2 separate regions of the Mus musculus genome follow, and region 1 is linked to region 2. Evidence: chromatin loops called from intact Hi-C (ENCODE). Cell type or tissue: heart. All regions are shown on one strand. Each heading gives the region's core, and the rest is flanking DNA. Links, peaks and the distances in the headings are about the cores only.

Region 1 (15,889 bases), core at 4,123-12,122, 52 kb before region 2:
TGATGGGGATACTCAGATGTCCTTGTGAACACAGTTGGGAACATGTGGTGCTTCTGAACCTGACCCTGTAGACTGTTTGGTAATATGATATTCCTGATGACCTCAGGGTTCTGAGCAGGAGAAGAAAGAGAAACTCTCTATTTTAAGCTACCCAGCTATGTAAACACCACATGGGCAGAAGTTACATATACAGAATCCAGACAAGCATCAGCCTGGATACTCATGACCACCATCATCTCCCACAGTAAATCTGAAGGAGAATCAGAATTCATTAGAATTGACATTAAAGGCAGTGCTTTCAATTATCACTGTGTCATCAATGTATTTCTGCATGTAGACGACATGTTACATTTATAATCTGTTAGAGAATGGATTGTGTAGTTTGATGTAAGAATCTTTGATATGTTTAATTTCCCCATTAATATATTGCAATTTTTAATTTTTCTAATAGAACCCTTATGTCTTCTTGGTCACATCATTTGTTCAGATTATCTTAAAATCACTGGTCTGGTCTGACATCCATATTAAGATATGAATGAATAAAATGACATAAAAATTGGGCTACAGAGATAGCTTGATTGACAAAAATGCTTTCTGTGAAAGCACAGGAGTCTAACTTCAATCTGTAAAATCCACTTTAAAAATGAACTGTCACAGTAACCTGAGTCTGTAGTCTTTGTTCTCGGGAGAACCAGATGAGAGGCTCCTAAGGCCTCATTTGCCTATCTACTGAACCAAATTGGTGACGTTCAGTAAAGTATTATATCTCAAAAATTAAAATGAAGCATGAATAAAGGGCAAACAAGACATAAGTTTCAGGGCTCCTTATATACATGCACATGAACATGTGCTCATGCACTCAAACACACAAATGAAGAAATAATAAACACTTAAAAATCAAGTTCACTGACATCTATTGATTTTAATGCTGTTTAGATTTTTATCCACTGACAAAACTCAAGCAATGTTTATGCCAGAAAAATCCAATATTCAGAAAATGGTGATACCGGACCTGATTTTCATTTCTTCTCCTTATTCTTCTCATTTCTAGTCTTGGATCTCAGACAGCAGTGTGCTCCTGCTGTACACCTATACAACCATGTATTTATTTCCAGCCATCTAGATATGGCACATTAGCCAGAATTGCTTTATTCTTTCATTGATAACTAAGTTTTCTGACTGTTTATATTTCCAGGCTGTAAATCCAGGCTGACAAATTTCTTGATGTCATTAAAATGATAATGAAAGCCGAATTTGTGTTCTCTTATGACACATATAGAGAATTCCACAAATTGCACACCTAAGAAAGCCTGTGATGGAATTGAGTGCCATGAGTCCAAAACTCATTGAGTTTGTATCTTATTACTAATAAGGAGTCACTGATGAAAACACTTTGAAGAATTATTGGGGTATTTAGGAAGTTAGTTTACTCTATCTTGAATGGCTGTGTCAAGGTGACAGGTTATACTCTGACCCATTGGTAACACCAGCCTGGCACCTTGCACTGCCTAGGATTATGTGGCCATGAAGACTGGGGACTTGTGAACAAAATGTCTGCCTTGTGCCCAGGCTGAAGTTTGTTGAATAACATGATTCAATTGTTTAAACATACACAACAGCCACGACTGTTATCATAGCTGAGCTCCTTTTCTTTGTGCCAGTTATTGGAACATATTAGCATCTACATGAGACCCTAATGTTGTCAGTGTAGTGGGATGTACCAGCCACTGTACTAATGTGCTTTCCCTGTCTAAATGCACTGCTCCCCAAGCTTTTATGGATGGAAAACTAGATAACTCTGCTTCATAAACTGCACTCGTAATAGCTTGAATTATGGACAGAAGAATGAACAAAATAGATAAGAAGAAGGGACAGATAACAATGTTAATTGTAAAACTCAGGAGGCTGGAGCAGCCACTTTCACAATGCAAGTCTTTGAGCTTCCCATGTTAGATATTTTTAAATGAAATGTTTGAGATTGTGGATTGTGCTTATGGTAGTAATTAGCAATCAATGATTTACTGTATGAGTACACAGCCTAGGGAAATATGGAGCCATTTTCAAGGAGATGATTTGATAAATCACATGGTTCTCTGGGTTATCAATTTTGTTCAGATTTGTACTTTTGTTTTCTAAATATGAGTGAAGAAAATGGCACTGAGTTAAGTAGCTTGTCGTACATTATAAGACCCTTTGGAAAATATAGTTGGCTATGACTGCTCCTAGAAGACCTTCTTGCTAAAGCCTTGATGTCCACCTTGGTGCTCTTGGGGGTGAGTGAAAACATTAGGTGATGTAAAAAGAATGGAGGTCTCAGACTTAGAGGTTCATCTTTGGTTATGTATTGGGACCCAGATCTTTTCTTCTCTCTTTAATTTCCAGGGCATAATTTTGTTCTTCTACCAACTTCAAGTTATGTTAATCCTGGCCCCAAGAAATGGGCCTAATCAATCATGAGCTAAAATCTCAGACTCTAAGCCACAATAAACCCTTTCACTTTATAACTTGATTATCTGTTATAGTGATAGAAAACAAATTAATGCTCAGCATTTTACATTAGCTTATTGGTTTGCCTTGGCTTTATTTTTTAATTTGATTATATTGGTGAAGAAATCATAAAAGACCAATGATTTCTCTGTAAAATATAAATTCAACATAAATCACTAATCCCATTTGCTAGTGACAACTGTGGTTGGCATAATAATATATTAATGTAAGAGACAGAACGAATCTAATTAGATTTGTATAAACCTAGAAGAAATTGTAAAATCAATAATAAATAGCTGACAAATATTTAAAGATCTGTCTAGTAGTTTGTAATAGTTAAATTGTATTTCCAAAATTAATAAACTGTCATGAATACCCAGGATAACAGTGAACTCAGATAAACTACTAGTGACAAAGGAAATACAGAATCAGGAGAAAGAAAGTAATGGGTCTATTTTTACTCCTCATGGAAATGTTGTGCACTTTTGTCCAATACTTATTAGTTTGTGTAGTTGTAGAAGTGAAAGACAACCTCACTAGGTTTAGTGGATTCACAAGGAATAATACTTTAAAAGTGTTTATGCATTAGCTTTCTTAAAGTAGGAAAGGGAGGTATTTCGTCTTGTACTTTGAGAGACTCCAGAATTTTCTCACTTGTATAAGAAAAAAAACCCAAAAGAACATCTACACTAGCAGAAGAGAGTGGATTAAAAATTGGCTATGATGGAAAAGGCAAGCAGAGTTTGGCATGACTATCATGGCAGCTTATACTCAACAATGCCCAGGGTCTTGGCAACATTAACTGTGTGAAAAAATGCCAGGAGAATTATGGGCCTTGACTTCTTAAAATAACAGGATTTCATTTAGTGGATTGTTCTGCACAGTTCAGCAGACAATGGCCACAGGCTGTCTTCAGTGGTTAGTGTTCAGACCACAAAATAAATTGAGGATGCAGCTAACATAAATAAGAACTTTCGAGAGCAAACCACTGAAAAGAATCAAATGCTGTGGACAGTGAAAGGTTTGAAGATGCAGCCAGATCCTACCTCATAAGCTTTCTGCTTGCTAGCCACAGAAAATGCAACTGGCAGGTTTCAAAACAGTATTTTTGTTTGTACTTTCCCTTGTATTTTACAATATTGGGGATCAAACCCAGAGACTATCCTAATAAACTTGGATTCGTTTTTAAGATCCAAAGAAAAACTACTGCACGTGGCCCTGTTTTGTAGGCTGCAGAGCATTGTAAAAACTTGGAAGCAGTCATGAATTAAAAGGAACCAAATGAGTCAGCCAGCCACAGGATGTCAGAGGCCGGCAGGGTATATTGCTGTTTGAAATCTGTATTCCAAACTTCTTGTAAGATTAAAGATGCTTCGGCATCCTGTGGCCCACAACATCAGCTGAGTTGAAGGGCATAGCGGTGGGCAAAACAAGCCCCACTCATTCACTTTTGTCCGAAGACAGTAATGGTTGCCACTACTCTTAAATTGAATCAGACAGCACTGAGGAGAGAATGGGGGCAGAAAACAGAACCTTTAGTTTTAGACAGAACTCTTCAGTGACCTGATACAATTCTCTAGGGAACATTCTCCTGATCTGACCTAGGAGTAGGGCATGAAGAAGTCCCGCACTGCTGTGTCAAGAGTTGACCACAATTAGGTGTGCTGTCTTTCCTAGTCCCGAGTACTCAGCACTGTTTCATGATCTCTCTTCAGGTTTTGAGAGTTTGTTTCAGGCTTTCTGCATGCATCTTCTACAGATTTCAGAATTAGGGTGTTACCATTATTTTCCTCCACAGAAGACACATCTGGGGACTTGGCTTTCTAGCAGATCTGAAGGTAAGTAAAGGGTAGAGTTGATATTTGAACACATGTGTGGTAGGAAGCTGGGATACCCAACTGCCTGGTGTTAGCACCGAATGCCTGGTGTTTAGAAAGTTCTTTCCGAGAAACCAGATTGAATGCCCCCAAATTTTTTGAATTCCCTCTGTCCCATCACACACTGGTCTTATTATGTTCTTACAATTGTGATTTCCGTTGTTTTTTTTTTTTTCTATTTCTGACCACATATATTGATTGACACATGATAGAAAATTTTTGTGTAATATAAAAATGCATACGTTCATATTTCTTGGACACTTACTCTTATATTCATCCTTAACAAAGGTATCCTAGTCAGGAAGATCCACTTCATTTGAGAGTGTGTTTTTTTCTTATTCCTTTTTTTAAAGGTAAGTAGCAAGTAGTTTTAATTGCATAATATGATAATGGGTACTTACTGTTATATATTTAATAGTAAATATTTCTATGTAAGAATATGTAATTTTAAAATTATACTTCTATGGAAGTAAACTTTTCAGCTATTCAAAGGCTTACATTAGGAGGATGAATAATAAGGAAAGGAAGAAAGGAGAAAAATCTTAGCAGGACAGACTGTTTAATGAGACCAATTATTGCCTTATGTCCACCTCTAGGGTACAGAAAACAGAAATAGAGTTTGCATCTTTCCACATGCCCTTAGGATATGAACAGAGACCTCCACCAACGGCATGTTCCAAGCATTTACTTTTAAAATAGACAAAATTACTAAAATGCAAAATGCAAGCAGGTGAGATTTCAGCAGTCATAATATGCTCGATCATTTCTAATTTTAATCTGTGAAGACACATAGCAACAAAACATCATTAGGGTGGTTCATGTCCTGGGGAAAGCACAATAACATCTGTGCAAACACAAAAGCACTGTGACATTGTGTTTCCACCCCATGGAAAAAGGCAGTCATTGATTCATTCTCAAGATGGAATGTATTTCAAAAACAAAATAAATTTGCCCTTCTTCGACAAAGAGACTTTATTATGAGAAAAACATATCCAATAGGAAAAATGCATTTTTATTAGCCATATGAAAATTCATTCAAACACCATAAGACATGTCAGGCAAAATGCCACAATATCGAGAGAAAACGGCTCTCTTGGAAATAGTGTCCACTTTGCCTGAGGCCAGTGAAACCTCTAATACTGAGAACTCTGTTTCTCAGTAATTTCATATATTAACTTGTGCATCATTGGGCAATCGTGTAAGATATTCATTTCCTTTATTTTTATAGAAGAAAATCAACAGTATGTGTAATTTAGTACTATTTCTGTCATAGTTTCTTATGCATGTGGACATGACATGCCTATGTGTGCATGTGTATCTGGGATTTAAAACCCTCATGTGTGTGTGTACGTGTATAGAGAACAGAGTTTGATGCTGAAAATCCCCTACTGCTTTTCTTATTTCTTGAGACAAGCTCTTGCTGAACCTGAAGCTCACCCGTTGGCTAGGCTGACCAGTGAGCTCTACATCTGTTTGTCTCTGGCCCCATAACACTGGAAGTATAGGCAGATACCCTATATGTGTGTAGCATACCACTTACCTACTGAAGCATCTCCTCATCTCTATGTCTTTATTTCTTTAAAGCAAGCAATTTTATTTTACAAATTAAAGCAAACATTTGACTAATATTCAATGCCCTGAAGTTTTCATTCTTTTTATTTTTAGTGGCATATAGCTTCTCATTGGTTCTCAAAATATTGGCATTCTGAGCAAGGACACTTGCTTGTAAGTAAGAAACCCAAGATTAGAACTCCAGTGTGCCATGCAGGATTCCACACACAGACAATTCTTTTGCTAATTCTGAACATAGATGTCCAAGTTCACCCCCCAGGGTAGGGTTCAGGGCTCCTGGCTATACCAGGACTATACAACTTGTGTTTTGTTGTCTGAGACAGCAGTGCTAACAACACCTGAGACCCTCTGATTCACAAATATCACTGCAATTTTTTATTATATATTTTCTTTATTTGCATTTCAAATGTTATCCCTTTTCCTGATTTCTCCTCCAAAAATCCCCTATCCCAAACCCCTTCCTCCAGCTCACCAACCCATCTGCCCCTGATTCCCTGTCCTGGCATTTCCCTACACTGGAGCATGAGCCTTCACAGGACCAAGGGCCTCTCCTCTCACTGATGACCAACAAGGTCATCCTCTGCTACATATGAGGCTGGAACCATGGGTACTTCCGTGTGTACACTTTGGTTGGTGGTTTAGTCCCTGGGAGCTCTGGGAGTACTGGTGGGTTCATATTGTTGTTTCTCTTATGGAGCTACAAACCCATTATGCTCCTTGGGTACTTTCTCTACCTCCTCTATTGGGGACCCTGTGCTCAGTCCAATGGTTGGCTGCAAGCATCCATCTCTGTATTTTTCAGGCACTGGCAGAGCCTCTCAGGAAACAGCTATAACAGGCTCCTGTCAGCAAACACTTGTTGGCATCCACAATAGTGTCTGGGTTTGGTGACTGTGTATGGGACAGGTGCAGCAGTCACTGGATGGTCTTTCCTTCAGTCTCTGCTCCACATTTTGTCTCTGTGTCTTCTCCCATGAGTATTTTTACCCCTTCTAAGAAGGACTGAAGTATCCACACTTTGGTCTTCCTTGTTTTTGAGCTTCATTTGGTCTTTGAATTGTATGCATGGGAATATTTTTTGTTTAACACAAGAGATTTTGCCAGCCTGGTCTACAAAGTGAGTTCCAGGACAGCCAGGGCTATACAGAGAAACCCTGTCTCGAAAAACCAAAAAACAAAAAAACAAAAAACAAGAGATTTTGACATAAGGGTCATAACATTATCTCTTTCAATTTCACCAGTTAAGAAAAATAAGTTAAAATTAGCATTTCCTACATTCTCTTTATGGAATATGAATATGTGAAGTGCTTTTTTTTATTCAATTACTGCTAATCAGCCACTATTGCTCCACACATCTTTGCTTTGGACAGATGAACTTCACTTGTTTGACCTAAGACGGAATACCTTACAGATGAAAATATGGTGGTGGTGGTGGTGGTACTGCTGCTTCTGCTGATAGTGATGGTTGTGGTAGTAAATAAGTAGTTCTTGTCATAGATGAAAACTTAAATATCCAGAAGTTAATAGCAAGAGAATCAGGAGGTCAGGACCAGTACAGACTGTACACTGAGAATGTCTTAATAAATAAAAATTGAAGAAAAAGAATTATGTGGGTTGAGAGATGTCATAGCACTTAGGAATGCTGCTAGTCTTACAGAACATCGATGTTCGTTACTAGCAACCTACATAATGGCTTCTAATGACCTCTAAGTCCAGCTCCACAGATTCCGACTCCCTCTGCCTTTCTCCATGAATGCATTCATAGAGCTTGCAAAAACTGATGCAAGCACAAATACATACCCAGGAAAATAAATATCTTAAGTAATAATAAAGCTGTCCCAAATATAATGTTAAGGTTAAATATTAGCTGTGATACAATGTAGATAAGGGTATATATTTCAAAATAGATTTCAATTGTAAAACTTACACATTATTTGCATGGATGAACTTTGTTCATGATCTCTTTTAAAATTTCAAATATACTTTATAACTTTAATTCTAATCAAAATAGTGGAACATTTCCACAAACTGATATTTTATTTATTGCTGATTTCTAGTCTGTTTGTCCCCAAGATAGCTCATTATTCTTGAGAAATAACCCAATATGGTAAATCCATAGTCCAAACAAGTGTAGGTGTCATAAAATGTGCACATGGAATTTTTCTGTTACGTGCTAAACAAAAGAATACATTTCTGTCCCCGGAGCTCTTGACTCTAGCTGCAAATGTATCAAAAGATGGCCTAGTCGGCCATCACTGGAAAGAGAGGCCCATTGGACTTGCAAACTTTATATGCCCCAGTACAGGGGAACGCCAGGGCCAAAAAGTGGGAGTGGGTGGGTAGAGGAGTGGGGGGGGGGTGGTGGGTATGGGGGACTTTTGGGATAGCATTGGAAATGTAAATGAGGAAAGTACCTATTTAAAAAAAAAAGAAATTTCATACTATCCGTGTCTCTTTACCCTTTTGTCATATTAATTTAAGGCACCCAGCATTAGTCAAACCTTGCCAAACTGTACTAGAAAATTTGACAAGAAAGGAGGAGAAATTCTGTGATTGATTATCACATCTAATCTCAGGGCTGCAAAATCTTTGTCTTTTCTCCTTTTTGCACATTCATAGCTATGCAGTGATACAATGAGGAAGCAGAGGATGAATGTGAGTTTTATTCCCACTCTTAATGGGTATTTGAATTAAACTATGTTCTAAAGAAGCCAGGTGCTCCCAAGAGGCCAGAGTGCCACGGCAGAATGTTAATGGACATTGAGTTGGACTTTCTTTATTTCCTGTGCCATCCAACACTTAACATTTCCTACATTACTTCAGAGGATCTTGGAATGGCACACTAATAAATGGCTGAAAAATCCACAGTCATTCTTAATGTTTATAGAGACATTAAGTATTCATTTATCATAAAGAACAAAAATTAATAGAGCAAGGCCAAAGTTTAAGTGGGGGACATACTTATGCTCCCATCTCAGGGGTCCTGGTGAAAGTAGATGCTCTACAATTCTCTCTGGCAAAGCTTGGTCTTGATTTCTCCAATATACCACCACTTCTCCTTAGTCATGGAAATGTGCAGTGGCCTTCAAAGCCTTTCAGGTAATCAGAAATGTAAGTCTGCCTGAGGTCACAGTTCAGGCACCCTGGGTTCCTTTGAAGCTACAGTTGTAGCTACAAGAGCTTTGAAGCAGAGAGGGCATGAATTAAAGGGTGAGCCCCATGTCCTTCTGAGTAGTAGATCTTGTGTTCATCAACCCTTCAATATTCTTTAGTGGGTCTCACCCAACCTGGCATTTGCTATTATCAGACAAGATTTAAAGGACATATACCCAACCTATTCTGACTCATTTGTTTTAAACATCTGAAGCTTTTGAAAGTGCCCTGAAATGATGCTGATCAACTTCTTGTAGAATCATAGTGTCAGCTTCAGTTGGAACAGTGGTGTCTCCAAATAAGATATTAACCCCTCTTAAAAGAAAAAGACAAAGAAAGAGGAGACACCAAGAGAGATTGTTTGTTGGAGTTAGTTGAACAGTAAAGAGAAGAATTCTCCTGTATACCAAGAAATAAACCTTTTGCTACATAGCCATGAACAAGATGAATGATTATAATATAGTCCAGAGAAATATCAATAATGTGTAAATGCATAGTTAGAGGAAAACAATAAAGAGCATATTTTATGCATATTTGATTATTGGCCTTAACATCACAGTTCAACATTCAGATATCTCACGCAATATTGTGTTGTTTCAATGTGAATTATTTTCTTGATTTATCATTGAGAATTCCAATAGGGAAATCCCACCTTAAAACATTTGAAGGGATGTAAGACTTTATATAAACTATAACAATCAAACTATCTCTGAATTGATTATTTAATGGTAACTACTTAACTATCTTGTTCAGGAGAATATTTAATAAACTACAACAAGACAGTTGTCACTAGGAGCTCAGAAAGTCAAAATTGTCAATGTAATCACCAATGACTGGCAAACTTTTCTAACATAGAGAACAATTACCCAGAATTCCATGTGTAACTGCTCATGCGCCATGCAAGCAGACCACTTTCACGCTACTCTATGTGGTAGTTTTCAAACTCCATCTTGAATGAAGAAGATGTTCATTACCCGGCTGATTGTCACAGGCAGATGGCATCAATTTATTTCTCAATTTAAAAGGGCTGACCATTACACAAGCCAACCTGTTTGGGGAATATGGTAAAAATTGTAGCAAAGTACATTTAACATTTTCAAGCCATAAGGTCAGGATAGCTGCATAAGTGTTTACTGGGTTCTTTTTGGCATCCTTAAAGAGATGCTAACTAAATGAGGCATAAAGGCCAGGGTGGTAACTGATTATTGAACTTCAGAGGATAGAGGCAGAGCAGTAGAATTCTCTGCTTCTACCTCCTTCACATTGGCAAAGTCTCTCCACTCATCTGAGTCTCCTTCTCTTGTTTACAGAGTCCTTCACAGTGTGTGCACTGGGCCTTCTTTACATGACCACCTCTCATTACATCCTCTTGGAACAGTAACTCAGGCAGCATTCAAAGATGGCAGCCATGTTTGACTTTGTATTTCCAAATATACATCCACAGAAGTGTCCGGTGAGAGATAACATGACGTCTTATTTCTCTTTTAACTCTTCCCTTTAAATTTATTTCCCTTCCACTCCTTCTATATCATAACTCTATGATTTCCTAAGATTATTTGAGATTCTTATCCAAGTCCAGCTAAGATAAAACAGGATGTTCCCAATTTGCAGTGCTATCTTGCATATTTAAATAAAAGAGAAGGATATATTGAGTCAAACTCTAAATAATTATTGTTAGCTTCTGAATTTTTATGCAGTGATAAATATGCATGAGAAGTTACATACACAGTGTAACTTTGAAATGCACAATTGCCCAGGTATCATACATGCAAGTGGTGTGTGCATTTATTTGTTCAAAAAGAGCTTTTGTTCTTGTCTTCAAATTTTTTTGAAGTTTAATGTTTCTCAGTCAATAATATTCCATTTCTTTAGGCAGCTCATAATAATGAATAAGCTTGCAGGTTAATCATAATTTAAAACTCTTTAAGTATAGAAATTCCTAATCACTAACTCCATCTACCAACTTCTACCTCATTCAAAATTTTACAATACTTTATTTTTTTTCCTTTACATAGTGTGATGGCTATTCCTGGTTGTCACCTTGACTACATCTGTAATGAGCTACAATCGAGAAATGGAGGACTCACCTGTGATCAAGATCTTAAGGCTGAAAGACACAGGCTTCTTACCTGGATGTTGACATTGGATGACACACACTTTTGATCCAGATCTTGAGGCACAGTAGCCATGAAAAGCTTAAGCTCAGGCAAGGTAGTACACCCCTTTAATCCCAGGAGATTAAGACAAGCATATCTCTGAGTTCAAGGCCAGCCTGGAACAAAGCAAGTTCAAAATCCAGGCATGGTAGTACATACCTTTAACCTGAGTCACACCTTCTCCTGGAGGCCTACATAATGACATTGACAGAAGGAAGACTCACTCTTCTTTCCCTGCTTGCATATACTTGCCAGCACTTCTGTTGGAACATATTTTTTTCAGGGCTCCATCTTATAAAAAAGGCAAGCTGAGACACCCAGTCTCATGGGACTGAGCAACTACCAGATTCTTGGACTTCCAATTCATAGCTGCCCACTGTTGGCTTAGTTGGACTGCAGGCTGCAAGTCATTACAATAAACTCTCTTAATATATAGAGACATTCCATAACTGTGACTCTAGGAAACCCTGTCAAGTACAAATAATTATGTATCATTTGAATTACAAAATAAAAAAGGTTTAAATAAATATAAGAGGTATATTTTTGCCAATTACTGAATGATATTTTATCACACTTCTTCTAACACAGCTTGTGAAAACTACAAATCCTGCAATAAGCATACATTAAATAAATTGATACTTGTTGGGCGTGGTGGCGCATGCCTTTAATCCCAGCTCTCGGGAGGCAGAGGCAGGTGGATTTCTGAGTTCGAGGCCAGCCTGGTCTACAAAGTGAGTTCCAGGACAGCCAGGGCTATACAGAGAAACCCTATCTTGAAAAACCAATAAACAAACAAACAAACAAACAAACAAATAAATAAATAAATTCACACTTGCAATCCACATTGGTGTATATGTGCATGGCCAAACAATAACAAATCTATGCTTAAACTTGGAATGATTTATTTGAAAAGTGCATTACAATAGGGAGAATGTCTTCTCCACAGCACCGGTCAGAACTTCCAAGTCAAATTAAAAAAAGAAAAAGCTTCTACTGTAGAGATTAGGATTTTCTGGGGAAATCTGATTCCATGAAAACAAATACTTGATTTTAAAATAAAAGGAAATCTGATTCCATGAAAACAAATACTTGATTTTAAAATAAAAGTACTGGAGAGATAGATTGTTCAGTGAAATGCTAGGACAATGGGCCATACAGTCTCATGCCTTTGTGTGCTTTGTCCTCAGTTGGTGAAACTGTTTTGGAAAGATTAGGATGTGTGACCTTGTTGAAAGACCTGTGCCACTGGGGGTGGTCTTTGAGTTTTCTAAAGCTCATTTCATCCTAGTTGGCTTTCTTTCTCTTATACATGTATTCTAGCCACTGCACAGGCACCTGCTCACTCATGAGCATGTTTATATACATATTTAATGAGAAAAAACTAAATTAAGAATAAAATAAAATAGCAAAGAGACTTGATGGATAGCGAATGCATTCATTCATTTCTCATTGGATTATTAAGCCAAAACTTGCTAAAATATTTTTAAATTATTTTTTAAACGTGAACTAGATTTTCTGTTTTAGTTTCTTCACTAACATCACATTAAATATGTTTCAATTTACCTGTGATCAAGATCTTAACTTTATATTTTATAGAAAATAGTTTTTTTTTCATATAATACATTACCACTACGGTTCCCTTCTCCTGCTCTTCCCAGATCCTCCCCACTTCCCCACACACCCAAATCCATGCCCTTTCCTTATCTTTCTCATTGGAATACCAACAGTCATTTAGCAACATCTTCATAACCATCATCATCTAAAATAAAAATGAACTGGATCAGGTTAAAACCAACAGACAAACAAACAAACATTTAAACAATGCCAAGTAAAATCATAATAAACACATATAGAAGCTGAGAGATATGCATTTGCACATACAGAAAGATATAAAAATAAATTTGGGCACTATAATACATAATCATAAGATCTCTAAGGATTAAAAAATATGTCCAAAGCACTGAAAGACAAAAAGTCCTCCCCAAATACCACTGAATTTATTTATTTTTTGACTATCTATTGCTAGCCATAACTATGGCCTATATAACCAATGAGACTCCTTTATAAAAAAAATTAACATCTATTTTGTGAGTGGTTATCAATTTGAGGTAGCTTTTGGATTAGAGAGGAGAGCTTGTGTTTGTTTCCTCTTTCAAACCTGGGACCACCATCTAGCTTAGCCTGTGCTGCCCTGTGCATGTTGTCTTTGTGAACTCATAAGTACATCAGTCCTTTTGTATCTCAAAGGACTTGTTTCCTTGGTATCTTCCATCCCCACCGTCTCTCACATCCTTTCTGTTTCTCTCTGCAGTTACCTGAACTCTGAGTTGGAGAAAATCTTGCTTAGTACTAAGTTCCAAATTCTCTAACTCTCTGCATATTGCCCAGTTCTGGGTCTATGTATTTGTTTCCATCTACTGCAAGAGGAAGCCTCTTTGTTGATAAATGGGTAAGACACTGGTCTCTGAGTATATCAGAATATCATTAGTAGTCATTTGATTGCTACAGTTATTTAACAAAACAGTAGTATTTTGTTTTCTCGTAGGTCCATGACCAATCTAGTTTCAGGTTCTTGGTTACCTAGCCTATTTTGAACATGGGTTCTATCTCATGGAGTAGGCCTTAATTTCAAGAAGGTAGTAGTTACTTCCACAATGCTTGTGCTGCTATTAAACCAGGGTTTCCTGTAGGAAGGTTGGCATTGTAGATCTCATAGTTATGGCTGAATTGGTATTTATCTTTCTCCTCTGGTAATGTGCAGAGTACCTTCCAGTACCATGAACATTAGTCAGTAGAAATGAGGCTCTATGTAAGCACCATCTGGACATTTTTGTGTTCAGTGACTTATGTAGATGTTGTCTTTAGCAATGAGGCCTTAGCATCAATTGTAGAAAGCAACAAACAGCTCTGGCAATGGTCTGGTTTGGTTTCTGGGCCCTGTTTTGCCAACAATTCAATCCACCATAACCTATTACAGGCACTAGACTTTTCTTTTTGTGGTAAGAGTTATCTAATTGGGGGTTTCTCTCCCCTATTATTTGCCAATTCCAATTCAGATTTCTTCCATATAAATATACACTTTAAGAATCTTCTATTGTATCAGGTGTACATAAAGCCCTTCAAATGACCCTTAGTTTTAGCTGCTTCTCTCTATATTCCCTCCTTTACCCACCTTTTCTTTCCCTTCCCCATGTGAGCATCCTGTTACAGCCCCTCCCAGCAGATCCATAACTATGGTGATCATTCCTTTCCCCTAATTTCTTACTCTATACCTAGTCTCTGTTGTTATACAGATGGTAGCTTGCTTATCAAAGTCTAACATGCACATATAAGTGAATACACACCACATTAATATCCTTAATAACAGCATGTGGGAAATTTTCAGTTTTATATTTTATCCTTAACATATTGTAAATATTTGTGATAATTAAATATCCTATTTATAAAATAGTACAATTTAGTCTTATAATTGTAATATATCTGAACCATTAGTAAATTTTTCCAGTGTCAAAATATGGATAAATAATTCTTCTAATGAAGTAACCTATGCCAATGAAGATGATCATTTGAGTTATGTAAATAACTCCCACTGTAGCTACCTGTGGAAGAACAGATTTTCCTAAAACATCCTCAAGTGTTTTGAATTTTAGCCTAGCATGTTGAAAGGTACAGTTTTTTAAGACTAGATACTCATACAAATTTTTATATAGGTATTTCAAAAAAAATAACACCATAAAAACTTAGATAATTTTGAAGAGAAATTTCAATGTGTTGGCAAATATTAACTTTTCTATATAGCCACATATGAATTATCTTCTTTAAAGAGAAAGAATGCCATAATATTACTGTTTCATAAACTATCCTGTCACCAAAAATGGTAAGACTAATTTCTGTAGAAATTTATGTAATGTTTTTCAAAGTAAAAGAGGCTATCAACTTGAGATGGAGTTGGGGGTAGGGCATAAGAAAGGTTGGCAGGAGAAAAAAGGATGGGGGAGTAATATAATTATGTTTCAATTAATTTTAAATTTTTTTTTAAAAAACTGAAAATTTGAGTTAAACCAATTAAACAACAGAATTGCATTTTGGCGTGAGATTTTTTCCTACTCTGTAACTACCAATGGAGGAGAGCCATGACCATGAACACATATCTGGTACTGCATGTGAGCATCTGGGGATATCCAGAAAAGATCTTGAATTTTGTAGCTCATGCTTGTTTCAGTCATTTCATGTGTATTGACATTTGCTTTGATAAGGGCATTTGTTAGTTTTAGTGTATATGCAGTGTGGTTATCTCACTCACCCCTTTATCTGTCTACGGGCACCTCTTATGCCCAATTATTTTGGAAATCAAAAAAAAAAAAAAAGGCAACATGAAAAGACCACCCATAGAAAAGGGAAAAATACTTATGAAGAAACACATATAATAAGGCCTATTGTGTAAAATATAAATATGCAAACAACCCAACATAAACAATATAACATGACTTTAAAATTGGGCAAAGAACTGACATTTTCTGATATAATACTAATGGCCATATAGCTAAAAGAATGCTCAAAATCTCTAGTAACAAAAGGTGTGTAAACTAAGACAATGACATGTTACTTCCCAACTATAAAAATAGCTATTATAAGAAGGTGAAA
Region 2 (15,889 bases), core at 2,729-10,728:
TAGAAATAAGCAGACAATATGGTGTGGTTTCAGAGAGTCATAGCCTCACGGTGCTAACATATACGTCTTCCTAAGCGGCACTAATCCCCAAATGCTATGCCCAAGACTTAAGTATCAGTAAGTTTTAACAGAAACATTAACAAAGACTGTGATGCTTTAATGGGTCAACAATGCTCAGGAGAAACAGATTTTAATGGGGTGGGGTTATTAAATACATAGATATCTATTACACAGTCACATCACAAAGGCCAAGAAAGTGAAAGGGATGCTATGACCTTCTGTCAGTCTAGACCAAGTACAAAGCTTACACAAGATACCTGAGGATCAGAACAGCCAACCAAGACCAGGTCAGATACCTGAAAAACTAAGACAGAGAACGAATTTCATCATCCTCATGTCTATATGGAGAAAAGTATGACTTTAAGAAAATGAATTATAGTAAAATGTGTATACTTTTAAAAGAATATATGTTACAAAAATAATTAATCTAGGCAATAAATCTAAAGACGGTGATGCATCAGAAAGGAAGAACCCATCTGAGTTTCTGTGGCATGCCAGAGAATTCTATAATACGAATTGAACTGACAAGGTAATCTAGAAGAACAGAGGAAATGATGAGAAGTACACAGAGCTACTGCTGAGAGAAAAGTCTTATTAGAAAGGAGAGGTAGAGGAGCAGGGGGTACTGATCTGTCCATAAAAGGCTGGCCTGGGTTTCTGGGGTTCCCTTTCTAAGGGAGAAGGAATGCAGGGAAGAAGCAAATGCAAGCATCTGTGATGCATTGGCCTCTGTCAGGACAAGGGAACAGTCTCTGCCATAAACTCACTGCAGTTCAAGAGAAAGACAAACTCATGATGGAGACAGAAACTGGAGGAACCTGATGGGTTGTCAGGGTTTTCAGGTGACAAGTCAGGGCTGGACTCCTAAAGCGGGGAGAGGTAAAGGAAACTTGCAGAGTGACAGAGGAGGCCATCATGGAAATACAGGACAAAGCCCAGAACTGGACAGATAGTAAAACCCAAGGGTTTGAGGAATTGTGCCAGTTCCTTTGACTGTGGCTTTATTTTACAGTGTGTCCCAAGTGAACTGGGGGGTCGTATCTGGGGAGAAGGTACAGGCTAATGCTGAACTGTGGGTGTTCACAGGACACTGAAGGCCAGAGGCAGAGTGAAACAGGAACTCAAGGCAACAGATCACACCATCCAGAGACTTAAGTATTTTGAACTGAAGATAATTGGGAAGAATCCGGCAAGCTCTTTTAATCTTTTTTGCCTAACACTAGTTAAAAGTTTATCAAAGTTTTGCTGACATGCACCAGCAAGCATAGAGTCATTCATATGAGAGGACTCTAGACCTCAGAGTACCTAAGTCCAAACTAGAAGAATGCACATAGCACATGGTATGAATCCATTTACAGGGGGAAAATACTTTCATTGCAAGTTTATAAGGGATAACATTGAAGCCTAAAGAGTCTGCAGGAGGTTCAACATAGTCCCAGCACTATTTACTGTAAATGAGCCAGGTCCAGATAACTTCTAAGCCAGGATCTTTGATATCCCCAATGAGAAATGAAGAAGAAAACAGAATCAGAGAGGACATTGCGGTTCAGCATATTAGGAAAGTAGACCAATAATTTCAAGAAATAAAGGGCTCAGTGTGTGTTTCAATTAAGTGGACATCCCAGGAAAGATACATCAGGAAGGTCAGTTAGCTGTTTTTGAGTAATGGAAGGAATAGAATGACAGTGTGACAGTGACACCTCCAAAGAACATGAGAGGCATGACTCATAAGTAAACCTCTAGGACAGCAAAGGATGCATATAGCCACCGAGCATTATGTGTCTCTAAGTATCTACTGTGGGTCATATATGGAGTTGCCAAGTTAGTTATTGCATTGAGTGTTGAATTTCTTGTAAAATGCCAACCTCATCATAGCTAGTAAAATTAATAAATTCTGAGGAAAATCCCTACCCTTATTTTCATGATCAAGTTGAATCTCCATGGCCTGGTCATTTTCCAGATAAGCCTCATAATGCACACACCAGTGAGAAATGCCTAGAGACCAGGCTTTTTACAAGCCAGAAGATCAAAGCCCCTCATAGAATTCAACTGTCCTAGACTTTGATAACTCTGGTCATTTTGTTTTGTAAATGTTATCCCATTGTGGTGATTTTTAATACTCAAGGTAGAAGGAAACTAATGACTGCTGATTGAAATAACTGTTTGTCTTTTTCTTTTTCCTTCTTTATGTTATTATTGAAGCATTTGAAGAATTGTTTGGTTAAATGGCAACATGTTTAGTGTTTCTGCTTTTCCCTTGTCTCGTGTTTATAGTGCTTATGGCTTTTTCTAAGAGTCTTTATTGTTCTAAAAAATAAGAAAGTTGGTAAAACTAAAGACATTCATTTCAAGTCATCTCATTTACTAAGTCATTTTATGTAACAATTAAGTAAAGACTCATGATGGGTTTTCTGTCTATTAATGTCTACACAATTGTCTATCAAGGTTATTATTATGGAGGCTATCTGCAGTATGGAGAGCCAGTTGTAACACTGCAATATGTAGGGCTATTAAGATGGCTCAGTTGTTAAGAGTGTCTTGTTTTGCAGAAGACCTAGGTTGTTTTTCTAGCTTTCATATCCAGCAGGAAAGAGTCAGCTGTAATTCCTGCCCTAGAGGAACTTCACTCTCAGTTATTCAAACAAGTACTGGTATTCAAGTGTATGTACTCTTACAGAGATCTATTCAAACTTAAAAATGAACACATCATTTTGTTTTCGTTCTTGAAATCTGAATCTGAAGGTCTCTTAACCCAGAGAGTGGAGTGGTACAAGATCAAGTTCAGACCTATGTGTCAGCTAAGTAATCAGGCAGGCAGAAGATCATTTTCCCATCCTCTACTTTAAAACAAAACAAAACACAACACAAAATCTCCTCAGGTCTTGAATGGATCAGATAATGCCTACCATCTGCTTTGCTAAATATCCAGACTTGGTGCTCTTCTCATCTGCAAATATCATTGCAAACTTTTAGAGTAATAATATTACCCAGATCACCCCAAGATGTGTTCAGCTAACAGAAAAAATGAATCATTACAGCTCAGCAGAGAGTCTAGGAGAGAGGCAGAAGTGTAACTGTGATACTATTAGGCAAAATCCCTCTTGCATCATGAATTTATTACAATGTAGTTCCCTCACCAAGATTGCCATTTTCTATTGTTAACATTCTATGAAAGCAAAACTGTCATCAGTGGTAAATATTCTTGAGCAAAACTAATCTCTAGTGTCATAGCAACCACAATGACTCTCCAATGTGCAAGAGTTTGAGATGTGTTTTAGTTAACAAAATACATTTCCAAGAAGTTCGCAAAAACCAAAAACCAAATAGAATATTACCAAACCCCTGCAATTTTCTAAGAAAATGATCAGCTGTCAGTTTTTTCATTTGTAAAGTTAAGTTTAGTAGATGTTAATACAGATAACAGGATGAGAGTCATTTTAATAGCAATCTTGCCAGATAAATGTGCTCCACTACTTGAGTGATTAGGGATAATATTTGATGTAAACGCTCTGGCACTGTTATCTGTGTATGTGACTCAGAGCAGGAGCATAATGATGAATGCTTTGGGTCTGCAAGAATTGAAAAATCTAAATTAAACTTTAATCACTTCTTTTTTTGAAATAGCACAAATTCTTCCATCATCATCTTTCAATATAGCCAATAAAGGATTTTTTTTTCCTTTGAGAATTTATGTTACTCATTTTATTAATTAGTTATAGGCATTCACATGAGAATGCTGTAAATTATGCATTTGCGACATTTTCCCTTATAAATTCCAATGGATAAATTTATATTTTTCATCCTAATATGTCTAAATAAAGAATTTACATTTTAGAAGGACAGAAAACCACATGAAATAGTAGGTTGATATGAGACTATTTTAGACTAATGATATTCCATTTATAATATCAGGTAAGATCTACCTAGTATTTCAGAGAAGAATAAAATGTCTTTCTGAGTCATACACTCATGAATTTTATTTCAAATTTTCTATGAATGAGGAATTTACAAGAAAAGCAAGTGGCTCTATATTGACATAAAACTGTACACATAGGTTCTAGGTTATTATATACATTTCTAAGAATAAAACAAGAAAATAGAGTATGGATGTTAGTTATCCTTTCAATGTCAAACATGTGTGATAAAGGCCTAAAATGTAAGAAAGAGATATTTCACACCAGCATACATCAGCCAAGAACCACGTAAAGTCAGAATAATTTAAGAGGGTTATTATAAAGGACATTAAATGTTCACGGTTTGTCACCTGAGACCTAAGGAAGTTAAGATCAATGAAAAGTGATAATGTTTTGTTTCTTGTTTACTGCCTATTAAATGGAAAGAGGAAAAAAAGAAGCAGAAGAGAAAACCTAGTGGGTGAGATTACGGTCACAAGAATGCTCATTTTCTGCTCCTGACATGAAGTTTCCCGGGAGAACAATTTGCTAGTATCCAATAAAGTTCAAGACAAACACGGAGTCTTTCCAAATAATCTCATTTGCAGATATTTGAGGGAAGCCTCAAACTTAACGTCAAAAGAGAACAAGTAAACGAAGCAGAAGGGGAAGAAGAAAAGAAGCCACATTAGAGGGAAATGACTTAAAAGACACAGATGAAATCTTGTTTAAAGGAATATCTAACACCTGTAAAATATGCTCAAATGGCAACTTCTAGAAATGAGAACAGAAAACAAGGAAAGATAAAAGAGACAACGAGCGAAGAAACAGACTTTTTTTTTTTGATGTGTAACATGAGAGCGAGATTTTTGTTTTGTTTTCTCAAGAGAGTTGGGGGTTTAGCAACTGAAGAGAAAGACATAACCCAGAAAACAGGAGAAAGGGAATGGGTTTAAAGCAGCAGAAGTGAGGCAGGGATTTAGAAGGTGGGTAAACAGTATTGTCACAGGGAGACAGTCTCCATGAGAGCTGTAGAGCATACAAGCTGCCGCCATCTGTACCAGAACTATCCTTGCTGAGTGAGGCAGGACAGACGCTGCAGGGGTCCTCAGTCCACTGCTTCTCTTTGGTTATCACTCTGGTATACAGGCCTGTGTTTCCCTTTAAGGACACTTAATTCTTTGCTATATGTTATATCAACACATTAAAATATCATCTTCTTCTTCCCCAATGCTCTGATTTTTGTAGAAAAAAAAGTGGGGCAATGCATAAAGGCCATTAATTTCCAACAATGCTATTTTTGAGAGTTTACATGTATGCAACTGCCAGTGGGCTCATCGCTTCTGCTGGGTTTACTTTGCAGCTGCGGTATCAATTGCTGTACAAGTTCAATGGGATCCCTCTGCCTCTGTGGTTGCTGCATAACCTTCCAGAACTGGCTGGTAATCTTCTTTGCAGACTGAAACTGGGATAGCTACTGCTTTCAGAGGCATGAGGCATTTGTGTGGACAGCAGCGGCTGGACCCACTGGCTTTAAACTGGAAGTATGATTGCCCAGCCACTAAAGAATCCATTATGCAGGCTCATAAAATGATATCAAAGAGACCCTGTACCACCAACACTGGTTTTTGAACCCAGGTAAATAATTCTGTTGTCACAGTAAAGCAATGTCTGTCCTGGAAATAGAAAGTGTTGTGTACAATATTGACGACCAAGTACTTACAAAGCAGAATATGCTGCATGAGTCACATTCCTTAAATGAGACAATAGAAAAAATACCCTTGAAGATTTTTGAATAGGTACAAATGAAGTTACCCCAAAATATAAAAAGAGTGACAAGACAAATGTGAGGCATTTGTTATCTGTAAGAGGGAAGAATGTGTTATTTCAGAACTTTTAATCTTTTGTCTGCCTTCATATTATCCTCCTACATTTCTTTTAAGTCCTGAGACAGGAGCTAAGCCTGGCCCTGAGCTTGCTGTATAGCTGAGGATGATCTCAAGCTTTTGATCTCCTGCCTCCATCCTCAAAGTGCTGCGATGGAAGGCTTTACCACCATGCACAGTTGTATGTGGTGTTGGGAACTGAACCCAGAATTGTGTGCTTGCTAGGTGCTCATGCTACCGACTGAGCTACACATCTAGTCTGTTTTCCATGCCTCTATTATTTTTTTCACACAAAAATACAAATTTCTAACATTACATGAAATATAAATGATCAAATTATGGTTCTTAGGCATGACATTTGTGCTGCCATGGTCAGGAACTGTTAACCCTCTAAGGAACCCTAGCTACCCTTTTTATCTGCTGGCATAAAGCACACTCTGAAATTCTACAAATGCTGAATGGAAATCCTGAGCAGCAAAACCAGAAACTAAAATTAATATTTAACTTTGAAATTCACTATGTTGTCTAATACACCCTGACAAGAATCACTCTGTGACATGCATTTTTTAAAATTATCATGCAATATCTTAGGTATCAAATTAGGCATTTTTCAAGCAAAATTTGTTTTGGTTACATCAATTCTTCTCTGTGACACCCCCTTCCTTTATATCAAAATACTTATATGAGTTCGTGGAAGCAAAGCATCTTTCTTTAAAAAAGATTTTGCCAGTGTTTAATGTCAGCCTCTGATTCTCACCATTCCATGTGTTCCCGAGCTTCAGGAAGAACAAAGACACAGACAGTAGCTAGCTTGATTCACAGCTCCAAGTCACTTCCTGGATCTGTTTGTGTTCTTTTAGTGAGGCAGGCCCTGGCAGGTCCCTCCTGAGTAATTGTTCAGGATCCAAAATTGTAAGTGCCAAACTTACAAAAATTCAGGAAATGCACAACAAAAGACTTAGAGGGGACAAAGCATTAGGTCATCTCTTCCCTCCACTTGCAAACTTCTCTCTAGAATAGTTCTAGCTGTTTTCAAAAATAGGGCTAAAACTTATTCCATTCAATTCTCAAAACCAGAACAAAAATAAATGATTAATATCCATTGGGGGCTTAGTGTCAGAGTCATCTCTAGTTAGTGTTTATGTATATTTATGCCATCTACAAATTGAATATAAAACAAAAAAGTGAAAACATATATGCACTTATATGTGTAAATATGCATGTGTATATACATGTATTTACATTTATATATTTTTACCTCCAAACATAATCACACAAAAACATCTATTTGAACCAAGTATGGTTAGCAATCATAATTACAGAGTCAAATTGTGTTTGATTTTTTGCATATTTTATTGTCTGAATGTTGATTTTTTTTTAACGGCATATTCATAGCACACTCCCATCCATCAGTGTCCTAGCAACACTGGGTTGTTCTAATAGTTACCCTAAGGAAGAAACGTGTGGGTTATACTGACACAGAATGAAGACTTTGTGATATTAGTTCATTTCTCTATTTTACGGCACTGAAGATCAAACCCAGGGCTTCACACGTTAAAGAAGAATGTCAGTTTTAGGTCTATATCCACAGCACAGGCATGTGATAGTTCTCATGTGAGATTTGAGCACTGGACTTGTCACTGCTGACTCATTGGCTCTTTGATTGATGATTGGAATTATTTTCCTTTTCATTTTGCTCCCTGGCAAAAAGCTAAAGGCATGTAATCATTAAGCAGTGTGTGTAAGAGACAGATTGCAGGACAGAAAACCATAGGAGTTACTTAAAAGCCAAAGCATATAAAATAATTTATCCTTCACAGACATTTCTATATCCACTGGAGCAAGCATATGCTTGACTCATATTCAACCGAGCAAGTAGAGTGTTCTTATTCTTCTCTGCATGGACACGGCAGTCATCATCATACAATTTCTTAATAAGCTCTTTTAACCAACGCCCCTGAGCACCAAGCTTAAGCGACTGTGGCCTCAAAATCACCACATTTTACTCTCCTCAAGTGCATGGCTGGTGCTGAACTACACTAATTTACTATCTTTTTGCTAGTTTGCAAAATTTCTCAATGTCTGTGTTGCTTCCAAAGCTTGTAGCAAACACAGGCAAGAAAAAATAATTAATTTTGAGACCTCTGGTGAGGTTGGGAATAGAATTGCAGAGTCTGTCATTTTATGGTGCCTAGTGTTAGCTGGTTAAATTGCAGTATTATCATCAGGTGGCAACCTGAGTTTCTCTATGTAAGAGGAATCCTTAGGATGAGAGCCTATTGTTATCCTTTCTTTCACCCCTATTTAAATGCATGTAACAACCTGCCTACTTCAAGCAAGTTTCCTCAAATTTAAAATTTCTACTAAGGTATGAATGTTGGTATTTTCTGTAATCTTTGCAATCAGAAATATTAGGAATAAGACATACAATTCCAAGGCCAGCCAAAATGACATAGCAACAACACCTTGGCCCAAAAAAATTAAAAACCAGGGATGGAGAAATGGCTCAGTTGTTACTATACAGTCGTGATGACTAGCATGTAGCTCCTAGTACTACAAAGACATAATAGCTGGGTATTCCACAAACACTTGCAGTTCTATTTCGGAGGAGTCTGGCACCCTTTTTCTGAATTTCTCAAACACACACACACACACACACACACACACACACACACACAAACATAAGTTATGCAAACATAAGTTCATACTTATGCACATTAATATACAAAAAAATTAAATCCTTCAAAAATACAAAGAATTCTCACTCTAATAAGTAATGCTAGGTTTTCCACAGTTTAATTACTAGACAATATCTGTAAATTGCACTAAAGACAAGGTCCAATGCTGCAACCCTTGCTTAGCACACATGAAGTCCCAGCTCTCTGTCCCCGAGCCCTGACCAAGAAAATGAAGGAATAAAGGATGGTAATACGTAATAAGCCCTTAAACTTAACTTACAATTTTTTAAGTTTTGAATTTTGTGATTGATCATTTTCAATAAAATAAAGAAAAGATTTCCTTGTCTACTCAAATAAAAACTTCTAAACAGGGAGTCCTGACCAATCAAGCCTTGGTTCTTTGAAGCTCAAATGATTAGTAATTATTATATTCTCAAAATATCACTTTGATAATGTATTTTGGTTTAGTTAAACTTTTCATGTCTTGTCATGCCTTGTCATTCTCTGCCAACCTACCACCTTTTCTGGAAAAGTCTTTGTTGTATCCATGATGTTCTCAAACTCCTAGTGTGTCCCTAATCCTCCTGCCCCCACTTTCTGAGTTTGGAGATGACAGGCTTCAGTCACCATGCCTGGTGTTTGAAAACCTGGGAACTGAACCCAGGGCTTCATGCATGCTACAAAACCATCTTACTGACTGAACTAAGCTAGAATCTCCAGGCCTTTTCCTTTTTGTTTTTAATAACAACCAACAAAAATAATTCCAACTGTACATATAATAATCTGAAATACAAACTGTGTGCTGGTTGCTGTAACAACATCTCTCCAAACTATATTTTACTAGGGTGGCCATATTTATTTTCTGCATAGATGATAACACTTTATTGAAGGCTAATAATCTAATTTTCAAAGGACCTAACACTTTTGTTAAACTCTTATTCTCAGATCTTCAAAGATTTTCCCATTTCATTTTATTGTTTGTTTGAATTGTTGATGTTGTTTTTATTAAATTGTGTGAAACAGCTGAATGGTGAAGCCAGCACTTTTTATTCGAATAGCACAGAGAACAAAACATAATTCTTTCACAGAGGAAGCCCTATGATAAACAAAGTTTGTATAAAGGAGATGGGCCCCTTGGAATGCCCCCAACATTCGGAGTACTTAATGGAGACTAGGAGGTGATGTTGGCAAGCACTCCAACTCACACACCCCTCTCTTGCTTACAAAAGATTTCTCCATTTTCTTAAAAACACCAAATCTCATAAAATGTAACAGAAAGACCAAGCAACAGTTATGTCAAGGGAAGACCTGCTTATTTTTCTTCTTTGATAATTCAATACAATGTCTTTTGGAAGTTTCTCTGGTCTATGAGTATAGCAGTAGAGGGATTTTGCCCAGAGCTGCTGTAGCCCCAGTGTATATGACTACATATACCAAGAAATAAAAGTCTTCCCTCACAGGAAACCCCTGAAAGCTTCTCCTAGGTTCAGTGCATGCGAGCTTCACCCAGCCCACAACAGAAGTTCCATGAAGAAACAGAGGAAAAGCCTAGAAGGAATTCCACAAAGGCATTACCAGACCCACTACCCACAAAAGGAGTTCTTGTTGTTAAAAACTTGGCAATGATTCTAATCAGGAAGCTGTCTGTACTGAGCTCTCAAATGTGTCATCGACCACATGGTCCTCTTCAGCTCATAATATGTAAGTAGGCACATCTGCAGGATGTTACAAAAGTGGTACTGAGAAACAAGTTACTTTGTCACTACAGTATATGACTTTCCCTTTAAGATACTCAAAAAGAAAGTTTGGGTTTGACGTTGTGTGAGTTCCCATGCACACACAGACACATTCATAAGAGTGTACAAGACAAATCATATACCTACAGAAAGATGTGTTTGCATATACATATATTGCTACATCTTCAATGTAGAACATCTTAAAAGACCCATATGTTAAAGGCTTGATCCCAAGCATTATCTATCATGCCTTAAAATGCTGACATTTATGACACTTAGAGAACTGTATTTTTCTTCATGCAATTGTTCCCTTGGAGAGACAGTGGGTTCTTCACTTCTTTTCATTACTTCTTTTTCTTCAGGCTTTGAGGTGTTTGGCTTTGTTCCACTGCCCATTTCTGTCTAGGGTGTGTTACCTGACCACATATCCAACACAATGGGTAAATGAAACATTCATTGGAAACTCCCTACCTGGGATCCAAACAGTTGATCATTGTAGTTATTTGTTATAGTAACAGGAAGCTAGTTAAAACACACACCTAATCTAATTACTAAATACACTTTTGCAGCTAACTGTGGTATGCTCAGTTTTAAGGAATTTCTTTGTGTACATTATAGTTCACATTGGTAGCACTTACTCAATAGTGCTCATCAGATAAAACCCATAGGCGTCAGAATGAATGGTTAGGGTGTGTATGTTTGTGAGTGTGTGTGTGTGTGTGTGTGTGTGTGTGTGTGTGTGTGTATGTGTGTGTGTGTGTGTGTGTGTGCACTCATGCATGTGCATATATGTGTGTGACAAGCCCAATTTTAACTACCCAGAGTAAATTTGTGCATTTAGCACTCTTCCATAGAATCTTGTAGCCATTCAAAGAATACATGTTACATATAAATAATGACTTGCATTTACCTGTCCATTGAAATTAATTTTTCTTTACTTGTCTATTACTTTCTATACAAAAAGATCATGCCCAAATTTTAAATTACTGGCAATCTCTCATGCACAACACCCTGCTGCTCCCTAGGCAAAACTGTAACATACTGATGATCTGAAAGGACAATGAATTCTATAATCCCCTTGCCATTGACCATGCTGCTAATGTAGTATGACAGAAACAAGGCCCTTAGAATTCCACTATAAAAGAGTCATGGGAACATGTAGATTGCTACCCTTTTCCAGTAGGTTACAAGAGAAAGTACTTGGGTTATGACCATAGAGTTTTAACTAATGCCATTGTCATGATCAGGATTTAAAACTTCCTGCTTGTTCTTAACTGTCACTAAGTACTCAGGGATTTTCACAATTACTGTTTGATCTGCCTTCAAAGATTCTGGAAAACACTGTCAGGTATGGTCCTATAGACCAATCTCTTCTCTAAGAACTTTATTGTTAGATTCCTGACTCAGTCACAAAAGTGATTGCTGAACAAGCATGGAGAGGTGAGTTTGTCTCCCCAGCACTCATTCCATGCATTTGTAGTTCTGGTTGAGAAGAAATGAAAACAGATAGATCCCCGCAGCTCATTGGACACCCATCCTTGTAGACTCAGGGAGCTTCAGGATCAGGAAGAGACTTTATCTCAAATTTAAAAAAAAAAAATAAGTAGAAAATGGTTGAGAAAGAATTCATTCTGTATCTCCATGTGCATATGAATGCAGGTGCACACACACACTTATGGGCACACGCACACGTATGCAAATGCACACACAGGAAGAGAGAGAGAGAGAGAGAGAGAGAGAGAGAGAGAGAGAGAGAGAGAGAGAGCATTGTTCATATTCCTGTACCCTCTTAACATTTATCAGTCACCCATAGTTTTTGCCAACTTACAGACACCTGGGGGATTTATTTGGTTTTGCATAAACATGAACTAAATGGGAAAAAAGCTTCATCAGTACCTTTTATGTCCTCAATGCCCAATATCATATTTACTATATAGAAAGTAGTCAATAAATATGTATTGAATCACTAAATCATCCAGATCAGTCTTGATGAAATGGCAAATTTTCAAAACTTCAACATGATGCTCATGTTTGTACACATACTACTATAGAACATTGCTGAAAGGCAGCAGGACATAAAAGGCTTGTCCTACCACTTCTGACCCCTGTGTCTCTCCAAAGATGCCCTGTTCACACTCTTCAGAGGAATTTCCTCATCCTGTTTACTCTGAGCTCTTCAGGATCTATCCAAAAGAAGACTGCACTTTGACTGGCTTCACTGGGAGAAATAAATCTCTCTGAGTTTGAAGAGTACCATACACTCAATAATGCATGATTCTTTCTTAACTATTATCTCTTTGCACCCTGCAAAGGCTTTTATGTTTATGTGGATCCAACATCCGGCCATTGAACACTACATCTCTTCATAAATTCATCCCTTCATTAATCCAGCTGCCTAGTCTGCACTGAACTGAGGCCAGCATGGCATTTATAGCTTGACAAGCTGAGCGTCAATGAAGGCAATGGTCCAGCTTGTCCAAATAAAAAGATAAGATCTCTGGTGAAAACAGATACTATTTTCTCCTCTTGTATATAGCCTCTCCTTTCTCCAGCATTCATTGAATTGAGAATGTTCCATTGTGTCACAGATTATCAAAGATCAGGCAACAAAGAAGAAAAGCAAGGCCATTTGTGTGTGTGTGTGTGTGAATAAGTATCACAATGCTGAAAACTAATATTTAGTTGACAAAAGTGCAAAAGTTTAGACAGAAATAGTGTCATAAGTCTAGACGACAGGATCATTTCGGTAGAGCTGGAGGCTGAGGAGTAATGCAAGGGTACCAGCTCCTGGTCTTTAGTGTTCTGAGCTTTTTGAAATAAATATAAAGTCCTTACAGGAATTTCAACTTTTGGTAATGACAGAAGATGTGACACTAGTATTGCCATGTGTCTTACCTCAAGTCACCCAGAGAGGTACTCTGAAAAAAGGGTTTAAATACACATTATTAAAAAGATACTTCCAAAAAAGCCATTACAGCAATTAGGACCAGGAGAAGAATGTGGAGTGTGTTGTGAGGGGCCAACAGTCTAAGCTGAAGTCTGTTTTGTTGTGTGTTTATTTTGTTTTCTTTCAAGGGTGGTTATATTAAGGAAACCTCACTCCATAGTTTGTTGCAAAACAGAAGAGTAGGGCTTTCAAATGTGCACCCTCTAATCATGGGTTATTTTCTACCTCTGGCTGTCTAAGGTTTGTAGGCATAAATTTTTTTGCAATCTACTTTTAATAAGGGTTCAATCTCTTCCCTAGCCCTCCACGCAGCAGTGGTAGTGACAGAGAAAGGTTATTAGGATGGGGGAACAGGACCTGCTCAGCAACAGTCTTTGGGGGTGAGCTTGATCTTCTTGGGCAGCAGTTCAGTCCTGTGGCAAACACCAACTATGATTCAACAGCTTCAGACCAGTCCTGTAGGCAGGCAGACCCCAGGCATAGACCAGCAGCTACAGGCCAGTCCTTTCAGCAAGCAGACACCAGAAAGCTGTAGTTCAATCCTGAGGAAACCACCAAGCTCGACCACCTGCAGAAGGCAAGGCCGTAGAAGTGGTAAGCTATGTCAGGAACTTCACAAGCAGTTCTTGGGTGAATTTCTCTTAATGGCAGCATTACTACAAGTTGAGCTCAGCAACGCTGTGTGAGCAAACCAATATAGGCTTGTCATTATCAAAAAATAGGAGTAAACCAAACCGATGCCCAGTGCTTGTCTCCCATTATCTGTGGGGTCATATTTATACTCCTTCATTGTAGGTCCGTCTATGTGTTTGCTATATTGAAACATCCATTCACCTCTGTCAGTTTCAGAAAACCACTCTTCCTGTGTTTGTTTTAGCAAGACAAATTTTCACCTGTGTGCCCTAGCAAGACATCATTTGACATAACTAACCTTCCAAAGAACTAAAAGTTTCCACTTCAATGGTGTTTGGGAGCCAGTGATCTAAGTACACTCCATATACTGGGTAGGGCCCATAGCATCTGACACTAGATATGAGTAGGTCTGGATGGAGTTTTAACAATAGTAGAAGGAACTGGCGAGAAAGGTTGCAAAGAGATCATCTTCAGAAATCCAAGAAATAAGGGGTCTTGTATGGAGCTTTCAATGGGTCAGTGTGGTCCCAGTTGGGGCTAATTTGTAAGAAGCACCTGAACAAGATCTGGAAGAATCAGGCAATGTGACAAGAAGATTGGACTTCTCTACTGTGTGATAGATACAGGCACTATCTACAATTGTGGTAATGAGAGTAAGAATGGCCCCCATAGGCTCATGGATCTGAAAGCTTGGTCACCAGTGAATGTCACTATGTCACTATTTGAAAGGATTAGAAGGTGTGGGCTTGTTAGAGAAAGTATGACCCTAGGCTTGTGCTTTGTGGTTTCTAAAAGCACATTCCAAGTCTAGAGTCTCCTCCCCTCCCCTCCCCTCCCCTCCCCTCCCCTTCTCTCCCCTCCCCTCCCCTCCCCTCCCCTTCTCTTCTCTCTCTCTCTCTCTCTCTCTCTCTCTCTCTCTCTCTCTCTCTCTCATGCTTCCTGCTCTGATGATAATAAACTAAAGCTCTGCACCTGTAGGCAAGTCCCAATGTTAAATGTTAAATGTTTTCCTTTACAAGAGTTGCTGTGATCATGGAGTCTCTCTTCACAACAATAGCACACTGACTAAGGTATCCAGAGATCCCTTTGGTAAAAGCTTTTTTTTCCCCCAGGGTGGTGCCACTGGAACATGCTGTGTGCCATTATGAAGTTCAGAGAAGTCCTTAAGACAGAGGAGAATAACCTGAAAGGTGACTGTAGGACCACTCTTCCTTTCCCTGGACACTGGTTCATGATGTCAGTAGGTTGCTGCACATGTGTTCCCTGTCATTTCATTTGTCACCTTCACTTTAAGTCCCAAAGAAAAAATGATGCCTGATTTAGACTGGTATCCCCAGAATTGTGAGGTAACAATCAAAGCATTTTCTCTTTATAAGACAATTGTTTCATGTTTATTATGACAATAACATGAAGATGACTAATACAAGACTTTAGTATGATTATTTTGCTTTGGGGGAGTCTGAAGTGTGTGTGTGTGTGTGTGTGTGTGTGTGTGTGTGTGTGTGTGTGTGTGTGTTTTAATTCATTTTGGTTACTAGAAGGAAAATATTTTTCCAAAGAGCAAAGTTGAGAAATACTATGTGGGAATATGGCTCAGGCAGTAAAGCATTTGTAATGTTAGCAGTACCACCTGAGTATGATCCCCAACATTCATGGGAGAACTTCAGCTGCTGGCCCATCACTTTAGGCAGCACCACGGGAGAGGAAGAGATGATTGAGTCACTGGACTGTGCTGGTCATTCAGTCTCTACAAATTCATAAGCTCCAAATTGAGGGAGAGATATTATCTCTACTCCTTCAAACATTCAAACACATAGACTCCACCTTTCATAATCCCTCACTAAATAAATAAAAATTGCCTACATGTGCTCTGGATTTAACTAAAATAATAAGTATATAAACTGTTTGACAATTCAGAGATATTAAACATTTATTTATATAGTGTCTATCTGTCTATCTCTGTCATATCTATTATCTTTCTAACTCTATATAACTATTACCTATCATTGATCTACTGGTTTTGGGGCACACATACATTCATATAAATCCATAGATT

Evidence for each region. Peaks named below come from ENCODE experiments on the same cell type or tissue, not always from the same donor. Only the 100,000 strongest peaks of a DNase experiment are listed, where the experiment ranks them.
Region 1: a loop joins it to region 2, with 2.2 times the contacts of the local background. A loop is called at or near these places in 3 of 42 quality-filtered maps.

What each region holds. Positions count from the first base shown.
Region 1 is chr13:5,254,729-5,270,617 of GRCm38, forward strand. It overlaps Gm40659 (a long non-coding RNA gene), which reads left to right and starts at 4,074. Exons shown (of 3, transcript XR_873108.1): 1 at 4,074-4,325; 2 at 10,400-10,542; 3 at 11,105-11,306. In heart, for the core only: no CTCF peak of the experiment used is centred there; no DNase peak of the experiment used is centred there.
Region 2 is chr13:5,308,471-5,324,359 of GRCm38, forward strand. No RefSeq gene overlaps it. Among named protein-coding and RNA genes, the nearest start is that of Gm40659, 58 kb to the left of the region's middle. In heart, for the core only: a CTCF peak has its summit at 9,691; a DNase peak (open chromatin) is centred at 6,691.